Regions from separate parts of the Homo sapiens genome. Here region 2 is linked to region 1. Evidence: chromatin loops called from intact Hi-C (ENCODE). Cell type or tissue: breast epithelium. All regions are shown on one strand. Links, peaks and the distances in the headings refer to the core of each region. The heading gives the core; the rest is flanking DNA. Region 1 has its middle 39 kb from the start of SNRNP48. Region 2 overlaps LOC105374906 (a long non-coding RNA gene).

Region 1 (5,377 bases), core at 320-5,319:
CAGATCAAGAACCTCTCTGAGAATCTCTCACATGTTTAAAGGCTTAACCAATCAAACAGGTCTCTACCATCTTCTAAAGCATTTCAAAATTTTTCAAATAAGATGTAATGAGGTCTTTTCAGAAAGGCAGATTTTTTGATCACCAAAAAAGAAGAAGGAACTTTATGTTTTAAAAAGTATAAATACTTGGTCAGCTTCTGCAGAGAGCTTCAAAGGAAGAATGTTATGTCTGAACCAGAACGTGAACATAAAACCTGAAAAGATAACACAGTAATGCTTGCTTGGCAATCCCATCTTCCCGATGGAAATGCAAACAGGCAAAGGCGGGGACTTGTTTTCAAAATGGATTGTAAACACTAGGCCCTGCCGACATGCTAATTTGAAGATTATTTTATTACTGTGTACTTTTCAAGGCTAAATTGGAAACATCTGTCTTTCTGAGACTTAACTGGAGAAAGGTTACAAGTGAGGATTGAGATACAACTGAGGAACATCCATTTCAAGGGCTTCCGGGATATAGGAAGCATTTTCTGCTGTGTATCTGCCCCATTATTCCACAAACCATCAATAAGAATATATTATGAGTATATAAGGCACCCAGACTCCTCTTTATAAAACGTAAGTCCATTCTTTAGGTTACCTTCCCCTCCTACCCAAGAAAAAGCATAGGAAACTAGAAAACCCCAGTCTTCACTGGCCTAGGTGCTCACATTAATCAAGTTCGATTGGCTCCACATCTAGAAGCTCAGAGTCTGCGCTTGAATAATCACCTTGAATTACAAGCAAGCCTGTCTTTCCCCAGAATCCTCTCAGTGGTCCCCAAACTCCCCACAGGGATTCTCACCAGGTTGTTCTGAGCCTTTCTTTCTAGTGTCCCAAGCAGTTCACCTACAGTGAGGGTTGCTGCCAACAGCTCTCCAGGCCCTGTTTCGGGGTCCACCAGCTTCTCTCTGACCTTCTGCCCCACTGACTGTTATTTCTCTGCCCTCTCATTGTTGCCTCCCCCGGCCCAATTAACTTAGGCCCCTCCCCTCCTTATACCCACCAGCCTGCTATACCTCCAGCCTCCACAGCGCTCCTCCTCGGACCTATGGAAGGTGCTTCCTGATCTGCATGGCCAGCTCTTTCAGAGGGGTTCCCCACGCCAGAGCTGTTGAGCAATTAGGTTGGATATGATTGCTTTCTTTCTGTGAAAATCCTCTATTTCCCAGCACTCACAGGTCCAGGGTGGGCTGCTAGAGAAGAGCTGCTGGGTTGGTCCAGCACAGCCTCACCCCATACTTGGAACAATTGCACCTGGTTCCACTAAACTGAGCTATTCATCCTGCCAATTCTTCCAGCCTTCTTTCTTGTCTGTTGTTTTGTGTGTGGGTTTTTTTTTTTTTTTCAATAGCCAACGTATCTTCTCTTGAAATATAGCTTCATTTAGGAACCCTACTTGACAGTCAAGAATGGCTATTAGACTCAGGTAAGAGGATCCACTGCCCTGAGCCCCATGATTTAAGGGCCCTTCTCTGGCTTTCTAGACATGCTCCATCTCACAGGGTGATGAGTCCATAAGACTAAGGAAACATGCCCCCTCAGAGGCCATGATCTTCTATGCTCTGGGTACCCAGAACCCTGGGATCCTTGCCCAGATGGCCCCAAGACCACTTCCAGTTGTGGATGGTCATTTTCTCCTCTTGTCTTCACAGCAGTGGAAACAGCAAGAGAGCTCCCTGGGGCCTCTTTTATACGGGCACTAATCCCATTCATGAGGGGTCCACCCTCATGACCTAATCATCTTCCAAAGGCCCCACCTCCTCATGCCATCACCTTGGAAATTAGAATTTCAACATATGAATTTTGGAAGGACACAACAGTACATTATAAATTTCTCAAAACTGTTCCATGACTCTTGGGTTCCTCAACCACATGGAGAGTGGAAGGGCAGGGGGTGCTGACAAAGGGGGATGTATAGAGAGTTCTCCACGTGCTGTCTGTCTACCCCTCCCTCACTGGGGTAGGATGGGGATGCTTACCTCTTGCCTCAAGCCTAAAGAATGGAGTAGTGGGATCACTTAGAAAGCATTTAGTGTGTCCCTTGTAGTTTGGGGGACCCAAAGGACTGGTGTCTGACTTGCATTGTCTAAAGCGAGCAGGGTTAGTTCCTGAGCTGTGGGCAGAGGCAAGGAGAGGTTGCCACACTGGCTTGGCCTGAGAGCCCTGAACTTGACATAGCAAAGGATGTGTGATGGGCAGAGGAGGGGCCATGGGTGAGATAAGGCTGGGAGGTGCTGTCTTAGATCCTGCCCCAAAAAGGCTGCTCTACAGGGGCAAGAAGACCCCAAAACAAGAGTCCAGAGGGGAGTAGCAGATGCCCAGGGGCTGTGAAGGGGCTACAACTTTGTCAAGAGAATGAAGGTGAGGGATCCACGTTAATGGGGGTTCTCCCAAGAACCCACAAAAGAACCCTCAAGAGAAATACTCAGCTTTAAACATCTGCCAAGTCTGGAGCACACCAATGCTACATCCTTGAGTCACTACCAGTGAAGATGACCAGAAAAGCCACAATCCTGCCTGAGTATTAATCCAGGGCCAGGGCAGGGACCAGCTCACCACAAGGAGCCATGGGACACAAAAGCAACCTGTTTTCTGCTTACCCTCTCACAATGATAAGGGATTATATGGGATTATAGATGATGTTAAATTTAAATTACGTACATTTTTAATCAATTTTTAGCACTTACTACGCACAAGGCACTGTTTGTTTTATGTCTTTTTTCTGAAATTTTTAAGTTAATTTTAGAGATGCAGAAAAGGAAGCCCACGGAAGGATAGCTGTCTACGCCTGTCCCTTTGTCAAGCCAGAAGCGAGGCGAGAATCCGAGTATCCAGAGTGAGCATTTGGCGTCAACCAGCTCTCCATGGCCTCATCCAAAAAACACAGCTGCATAAGGATGATGTGCTAGAGCAAGACCTACTGGAAACAGCCCTTAAGTATTAACACATGCTACATAAAATACACAACTTGAGCTTTGCAGACTCTATTGACCCAAGAATCACGTATTTACCAGGGCAGCATCCAACCATACGAAAGAGCGATGCTCACACCGTAAGGTTCTTTCTTCTCTGTGATACGTTGTACATATTGTCATATTAGTCAGGTAATTTACAGATTAAAAGACATCCCACTCACAGACCCCCTGCCCTTAAAATACATATAGTAGTCCTGCATTCAAGGGCTTAGATATTAAAGAATGATCCCAAGTGTTCATGCTTCTGTCTCCAGCCTCATCTTTCCAGACTGACCTTGTAATAGCCACACACCCACACACTCTCTCTCTCTCCCTCCGTTACCTCCCCTTTCCCTCTCTTCACTCCCCACTTCCCTGCCTTCCATGAGTCAGTCACAGTCAGTTTTTCTGTTTCTCCATCTCTCTTTGGCTTCTGTACTTTCTCCTACCACCATTCTTAGTCACCAGGAAAACTCCTTAAGCCCCAAGTCAGAGTTAGGTATTATACAAGGCCCTGCATACATTTCAATTGTCTTATTTTTTATTTATTTATTTTTTTTGAGACGGAGTCTCGCTGTGTTGCCCAGGCTGGAGTGCAGTGGTGCGATCTTGGCTCACTGCAAGCTCCGCCACCCGGGCTCATGCCATTCTCCTGCCTCAGCCTCCTGAGTAGCTGGGACTACAGGCACCTGCCACCACCCCCGGCTAATTTTTTGTATTTTTAGTAGAGATGGGGTTTCACCGTGTTAGCCAGGATGCTCTCGATCTCCTGACCTCGTGAACTGCCTGCCTCGGCCTTCCAAAGTGCTGAGATTACAGGCGTGAGGCACCGTGCCCGGCCTCAATTGTCTATTTTTTGTGTGTATGTCCAAACTCTATGTTCCATGAAAGGAATTTGCCTTCCATTCATGTGCTTAACTAATAAATATTGAGTACTTTCTCTGTGCCAGCCTCAACTCTGAGTAAGACATCACTAGCACAATATAGGTACTTCCTAAAAACTGATTGACTGGATGGATGGATGGAATGGATGGATGGATGGATGGATGGATGGATGGATGGATGGATAAAGTGTGGCAGTTAGAAATGTGTTCAACTGCGAGCAAAAGAAAACCTAAACGGTGGCTTCAGTAAATAGGGAATTTATTTGAATCACACAACAAGAAGTCACAAGTAGGCTGCCCAAGGTTGGGAGTGGCTGCACAAGGCTATCAGGGGCTTCTGTCTTCCCGTTCTCCATCCTTAGTGTGTTTTGTGAGTTGAATTGCGTCCTCCAAAAAGATTATGTTTGAGTTCTAACCCCTGGTACCTGTAAATATGATCTTATTTGGAAATAAGGTCTTTGCAGATGTAATTAAGTTAAGATGAGGTCATACTGGAGTCAGGTAGATTCTAAATCTATATGACTAATGCCTTTTATAAGAACAAGAGAGATACAGACACAGGGAGAAAGCCACGTGACAAAGGAGGCACAGACTGGAGCAATGAGTGATGTATCTCCAAGCCAAGGATTGCTGGCAGCACCAGGAGCTGGGGAGAACACTGCAAGAAAGCATCCTCCTCTAGAGTCTCCAGAGACAGCATGCCCCTGCGATGCCTTGATTTCAGACTTCCAGCCTCCCGAGTAGCTGGGACTACAGGCGCCCACCACCACGCCTGGCTAATTTTTTGTATTTTTAGTAGAGACAAGGTTTCACCGTGTTAGTCAGGATGATCTTGATCTCCTGACCTCGTGATCCACCTGCCTCGGCCTCCCAAAGTGCTGGGATTACAGGCGTGAGCCACTGCGTGCGGCCCATAAACTTCTACCATTTCAGGCCACTAGGTTTGTGGCAATTTGTTACAGCAGCCCTACGACACCAAAAGAGTGTGTGATTTTCATCCTCATGGCCACAGGATGGCAACTACATTTCTAGGCATCACATCTGTGGTCTGGTCAGGAGGAAGGGGGAAAGAGCAAACATCTGATGGACCATTCCAGTCTAGTCTGCACCTGGAAGAAGCGTTCTTGGAAGTCCAAGCAGTGACATCAATGTACATCTCATGGACCAGGACTGGGTCATACAGCCACCATTTAGTTGCAAGGGAGTCTGGGAAAGTGGATATTTTTGTTTTCAAATCTCTAGGCTGGGCACGGTGCCTCACGCCTATAATCCCAGCATTTTCGGAGGCTGAGTGGGGTGGATCACCTGAGGTCAGGAGTTTGAGACCAGTCTGGCCAACACGGCAAAACCCCATCTCTACTAAAAATACAAAAATTAGCCAGCCAGGTGTGGTGGCACATGCCTGTAGTCCAAGCTACTTGGGAGGCCGAGGCAGGTGAATCGCTTGAACCCAGGAGGCGGAGGTTGCAGTGAGCCAAGATTGCACCATTGCACTGC
Region 2 (5,377 bases), core at 164-5,163, 52 kb before region 1:
AGATATGGTCCCATACTTTTCACCCTTCTTGACAGAAGGAAATTAATCAGCAGTCTCTTTGGACACTGAAATTATAATCAGAGAACTGGGAAAGACCCTAGAGCTCATGCCCTACAGCTTCCTGCCCCTTTCAGAGGTCACTGGGGTCAGAGATGTTAGGTGATTGACTAGCAAGTTAGGGGTAGAATCAGAACAAGAACCGAAGTTGGCCTGCAGTTCCAGTTATTTAAATCAGAAGACACAAACCATTGGCCCATACTAACTATATTTTTATTAGTTTAATTGCTTGCTAAAGTTTTTAAATTGGGAAATTTCATTCCCAGATATCTGCATTTCTTTTATTTTTAAATTTATTTTTTTTAAGAGATGGGCTCTCATTCTATCACCCAGGCTGCAGTGCAGTGGCACGAACATAGCTCCCTCCAGCCTCAAACTCCTGGGCTCAAGTGATTCTCCTATCTCAGCCTAGTTGAGATTACAGGCATGAGCCACTGTGTCTGGCTTTTTCTTTTTTAAATTGAAAGATTCGCCAACATGGATAATGGCTGCCTGCCTTAAGTGAGCTATGAGCTCTCCGGTTCACTACAGTTGCCAAACGTTTCCTCCTTATTCCACCTGCTGGCTTCATCCTTCCATGCCCCACCTGGCCCCTGCAGCCCTATGGGTTTACAGGCTCTGGTTGAGATAACTAGTACATGCTCACCCTTATCAGTCAGCCAGTAAGCTTTCCATGCTCTGGAACCGCGTCTGATTTATTTATTTTATTTATTTATTTAAATGTATTTACTTTTTTTTGAGACGGAGTTTCGCTCTTGTAGCCCAGGCTGGAGTGCAATGGTGTGATCTCAGCTCACTGCAACCTCTGCTTCCCAGGTTCAAGCGATTCTCCTGCCTCCAGCCTGTAGCTGAAACTACAGGCATGCACCACCACACCCAGATAATTTTTTGTATTTTTAGCAGAGACAGAGTTTCACCATTTGGACAGGCTGGTCTTGAACTCCTGACCTCAGGTGATCCGCCTGCCTTGGCCTCCCAAAGTGCTGTGATTACAGATGTGAGCCACCGTGCCTGGCCAGATTTATTTTTGTAACTTCAGTAATGAACAATGCCATATGATCCACAATTAATGCACATTCATTTTTGAATGAATGTTGAATGAATGATGGATTGACAATTAGTTAAGGAAGGCAATGGGAAAAGGCACAGTGTTCGGCTCACAGTTCTGCCCTCTATCCTGAGCTGCTAACATGATGGGTGACAGCAGCATCCACACAGACCATCTAGAAGTCTGCCCACCTCATTGGTCCCTCATCACCTCAGCTCCAGCCACCTTCACCTCCACTTCACTCCCCGCCAACTCTACCCACACCCAATGTCACACACAAGACTTTGAGATTCCTTTGAAGCATTAAATAGCCAACATCTCCTCTCTCTGACCAAAGTGCTCATCTTGTGAGCCCTGTCACCCCCTTGCTTCCATCATGCCCAGTCTGTAAACCTGCAGGGACAGACCCTTAGTTCTCCATCACCCTCTTGTCTCCCATCAACACTCTTGACTACACATCCTTCTTTGGCTAGCCCAGCTGCCATGCACCATGTCACCCAACCTCAAGATGTTTTTCAGACTCAAAAGGAGTACTGTGGTCTGATAATTTCAGAGCACTTTTCACAAACATTTTTAGGGTCCAAAATGTGTAATTTAGCAACTTTAAACAAATACCCTACTTTGAGGAGGTTTTTGCTCTGCCTTTTATCTCTTCGGTTTTGTTTTCTTGTGCACCATAACTTTTTCTTTCTTGAGCATAAGGTTTGCATTGTGGTATATGTGTGTGTGTGCATGAGACCCACCAGATAAAGCACTATGTTAACCTTACTGAAAACTGTGGGTACATCATTCCTAGGGCAGCTGTTTAGAAGACTGTAACTACCGTACACTGCGCTTTCCTGCCTACTGCAGAAGCATTACATTCAAGAATGCTGAAAACTTAGAAAGTCAGCTTTAGAGGCAAAGATATCAACCACAAGGGAATAACATATAATTCTACTATGTAGTGAATATTGTATTTCCAAATAAGTAAAATGCCACAAGTGGGAAGGAGTGACAGTCGAAAAAAAATCCAAATTTTATTAAAATAGCAGTTGCAAATAAAGCTGAATTAACTTTGACAGTCATACTTGCATGAAAACATCTGTTCTTACATGTGTGTCGAGATATCCAAACATCTAAAACTGAAGTATGAATGATCCATTGTTTAATCGGCAAAAGGGCAAGCTCCTTTGTAATGTAAATGAAAATACGGTATAAAAAAGGCAGGAAAAAAGAAATCTTTGGATAAAAACTCAAACATATACACAGAGACTTTGCCAAAGATCAACAAGAGAACAAAAATCCTGAGGAAGAAAGCGGCAAGATGAGGAAAGGCCATTCAGTGGGTCAATTGCCCAAAAACAAAAATAGAAAAGAAGGAGGGATCAGTTAAACAGATGGAGTTGGCAGGGAGCTCTGCATCCAGGAGTGAACAGGAGGACGGTAACCTTTCATAGTCTCCCTACCAGAGCCACTCCCCAGTACTATTCAGTGTGCTGCAGCGTAAGTCTCACTATCCAGGACTGTTGCCCTACGTGAAGTTTGCTTGCTATATGAAATTTCTGGGGCTGCCATGTCAAAAAGGCATACAAAATGCTAGGAGTTGCTTAAAACAAACAAACAAAGAACAAATCAGGCAGGAGGCAGGTTAAAAAGAAATAAAGAAACCAGGAGATGAAATTCCTTGTAGCATTATCTTTCTGGTCTAATAGTAATGAACGTTTCATTATCGCCATTCTAATAAATGGCAAAGAATATATGTTTCGACTCCATTTGCTTCACCATCTAGGCTAGCCAAAAAATGAAAAAGCAATTAAGTTAACAATTAAAGCCAGAGATAATCCTGGCTCTCCCATTTCCAACACTGCCTTATGATGTGATATGTCCTGCTGGAGCCAAAAAAACAAAAACAAAAAACAAAAAAACAAAATTAAAAAAAGGATCATCAACGGCCACTCCCTTCAGAGCCATTTCACCCCGACGTGTCCCAAACCGCTGCTGGATGGTCAAAATCCCAGCAATGGGCAATCAGCCAGGAGGAGAGCCGAATTTCCCCCCAACAGGCTGCATCAATAACAGGCTTGGAAAACCACTTCCAGGGGAGACCCTAGCAAAACGAGGAAACACCTTCAGAAGCACAGGGTCTGCGTAGCAGCTCCGTCCCATCACCGCCTTTGTCAGAGACGTTCAAAACAGAGTGACTCCATCTTGAAAGGGGGCTGGGTAAAATAAGGTTGAGACCTGCTGGGCTGCATTCCCAGGCATACTTAGTCACGGGATGAGATAGGTCAGCAGGACTGGTATCGCAAGATACAGGTCATAAAGACCCTGCTGATAAAACAGCGGTGAAGAAGCAGGCCAAAACCCACTGAAACCAAGATGGTGATAAAAGTGACCTCTGGTCATCTTCACTGCTCATTATATGCTAATTATAATGCATTCGCATGCTAAAAGACACTCTCACCAGCACCCTCACAGTTTACAAATGCCATGGCAACATCCAGAAGTTACCCTATATGGTCTAAAAAGGGGAAGAACCATCAGTTCCGAGACTTGCCTGCTCCTTTCCCAGAAAACTCATAAAACATATAATCAAGAAATAACCATAAACGTACTCAGTCAATCAGCCCTTAGTGCTGTTCTGTGTATGAAATAGCCATTCTTTTGTCTCTTTACTTCTCTAATAAACTTGCTTTTGCTTTATTCTATAGACTCACCCCGAATTCTTTCTAGCGTGACATTCAAGAACCCCTTCTTGGGGTCTGGGTCTGGACCCCTTTCCAGTAACACATTCATCACCATTTGCTATTTTTACAGCATGACCCTGTGGCTGAACCAGGTCAAGAGTAAGGAAGCTGTCCTATCCCCAGCCATCCCCAAGTTCTGTCTAACTGAATGGATATGCCCCCATCCCCCTCCGTCTGTTGTCTGATTGATCTGTCATGTAACATCCTCTCCTGCCCTTCCTGGGAAACGTTTACAGCAATTTAGTACAGTCTCTGTGTTCTGCATTTTTCAAGACCCTCTGCAAATTGCCAACACTTACCATTTCCATCTTCCCTTCCCTTTTTCTCCACACATGCCCTGTAATTCAGCTCGAGAGTAACGCTTGCTCTTTCCCGAACACACACTGAGCTTCCCTCCGTGGAGAAGTTCTGCTCCTGCTCTGGCCATAGGTGAATTCACTACCCTTTGAATGTCATTCGACTTTCCTTTTTTTTAGCTCACAGCCCCTCCCCCAGTTCTAAGAACATGACCATCCCAATACGAAGGACACAGTGCTGCCCTGGAGGAGTTCTGGAACCTTCCAGTACTCACTTCATGTCCTGTCTTCCACCCTTGCTGAGGGTAGGCTCCTTGAGGACAAGAGCGGATGGCAGCCTTCATCCTCACGTACCTCAGGCAGATGATGGTGTGTCTTGCACATAGGCGGTACTTAATAAATATTTGTTTAAATGTTTATGGTTGAACTGGATTGAATTGTAAAGTAGGATTTATGTGGTTTAAGCTTTGGGTAACCTAAGCTAATTTCACAGAGTCATAGAATGCTTGTACCAGAGACAATATAAAGACCATCTAATTGACACTCCTCATTGTGCGGATGAGGAGACTGAGTCCTGGGGAGATTACTGACTTGCCCAAGGACGCACAATTAGAGGCAAAAACCTGAGACTAAGAACAAGTTCCCTAGGACTTAATTCTGACAATCCTATTGCGTATTAAGGCACAACCTTGATATGTTAATTTTAGAATATCTATTGAGGAATTGATTTCTCAGCAATATATGGAGAGCCTCCTGGGTCCCAGGCACTGCGCTCCAGGGGTGGGAACCCAGAAGAACCCCTGGATATCTCCTGCCTTACAAACATGTGAATTGAAACAGTTGGCTGGGCACGGTGGCTCACGCCTGTAATCCCAGCACTTTAGGAGGCCGAGGCAGGCAGATCACCTGAGGTCAGGAGTTCGGGGCCAGCCTGGCCAACATGGTGAAACCACATCTCTACTAAAAATATAAAAATTAGCTGGGCGTGCTGGCATGAGCCTGTAGTCCCAGGTACTCGGGAGGCTGAAACAGGAGAATTGCTTGAGCCTGGGAGGTGGAGGCTGCAGTGAGCTGAGATTACACCACTGCACTCCAGCTCGGGAAACAGAGCAAGACTCTGTCTCAAAAAAAAAAAAGAAAAAAAAAATTGAAACAGTTATCTGTAGGAAAGCAGAAAGTAGACTGTCATTCTCCCAAGATCCCGCACTGCAAGGCTGCATGGGACCTTAGAGATCCTCATTCCCTGA

Evidence for each region. Peaks named below come from ENCODE experiments on the same cell type or tissue, not always from the same donor. Only the 100,000 strongest peaks of a DNase experiment are listed, where the experiment ranks them.
Region 2: it touches region 1 in a loop (20-fold over the local background); 1 of 110 quality-filtered maps calls a loop at or near these places.

The regions. Positions count from the first base shown.
Region 1 is chr6:7,626,666-7,632,042 of GRCh38, reverse strand. No RefSeq gene overlaps it. Among named protein-coding and RNA genes, the nearest start is that of SNRNP48, 39 kb to the right of the region's middle. RefSeq lists a silencer at 421-621. In breast epithelium, for the core only: no CTCF peak of the experiment used is centred there; no DNase peak of the experiment used is centred there; H3K4me3 peaks cover 233 bases; H3K27ac peaks cover 402 bases.
Region 2 is chr6:7,678,812-7,684,188 of GRCh38, reverse strand. All of the region lies in intron 2 of LOC105374906 (a long non-coding RNA gene), which reads right to left. Among named protein-coding and RNA genes, the nearest start is that of BMP6, 45 kb to the left of the region's middle. In breast epithelium, for the core only: no CTCF peak of the experiment used is centred there; no DNase peak of the experiment used is centred there; H3K27me3 peaks cover 528 bases.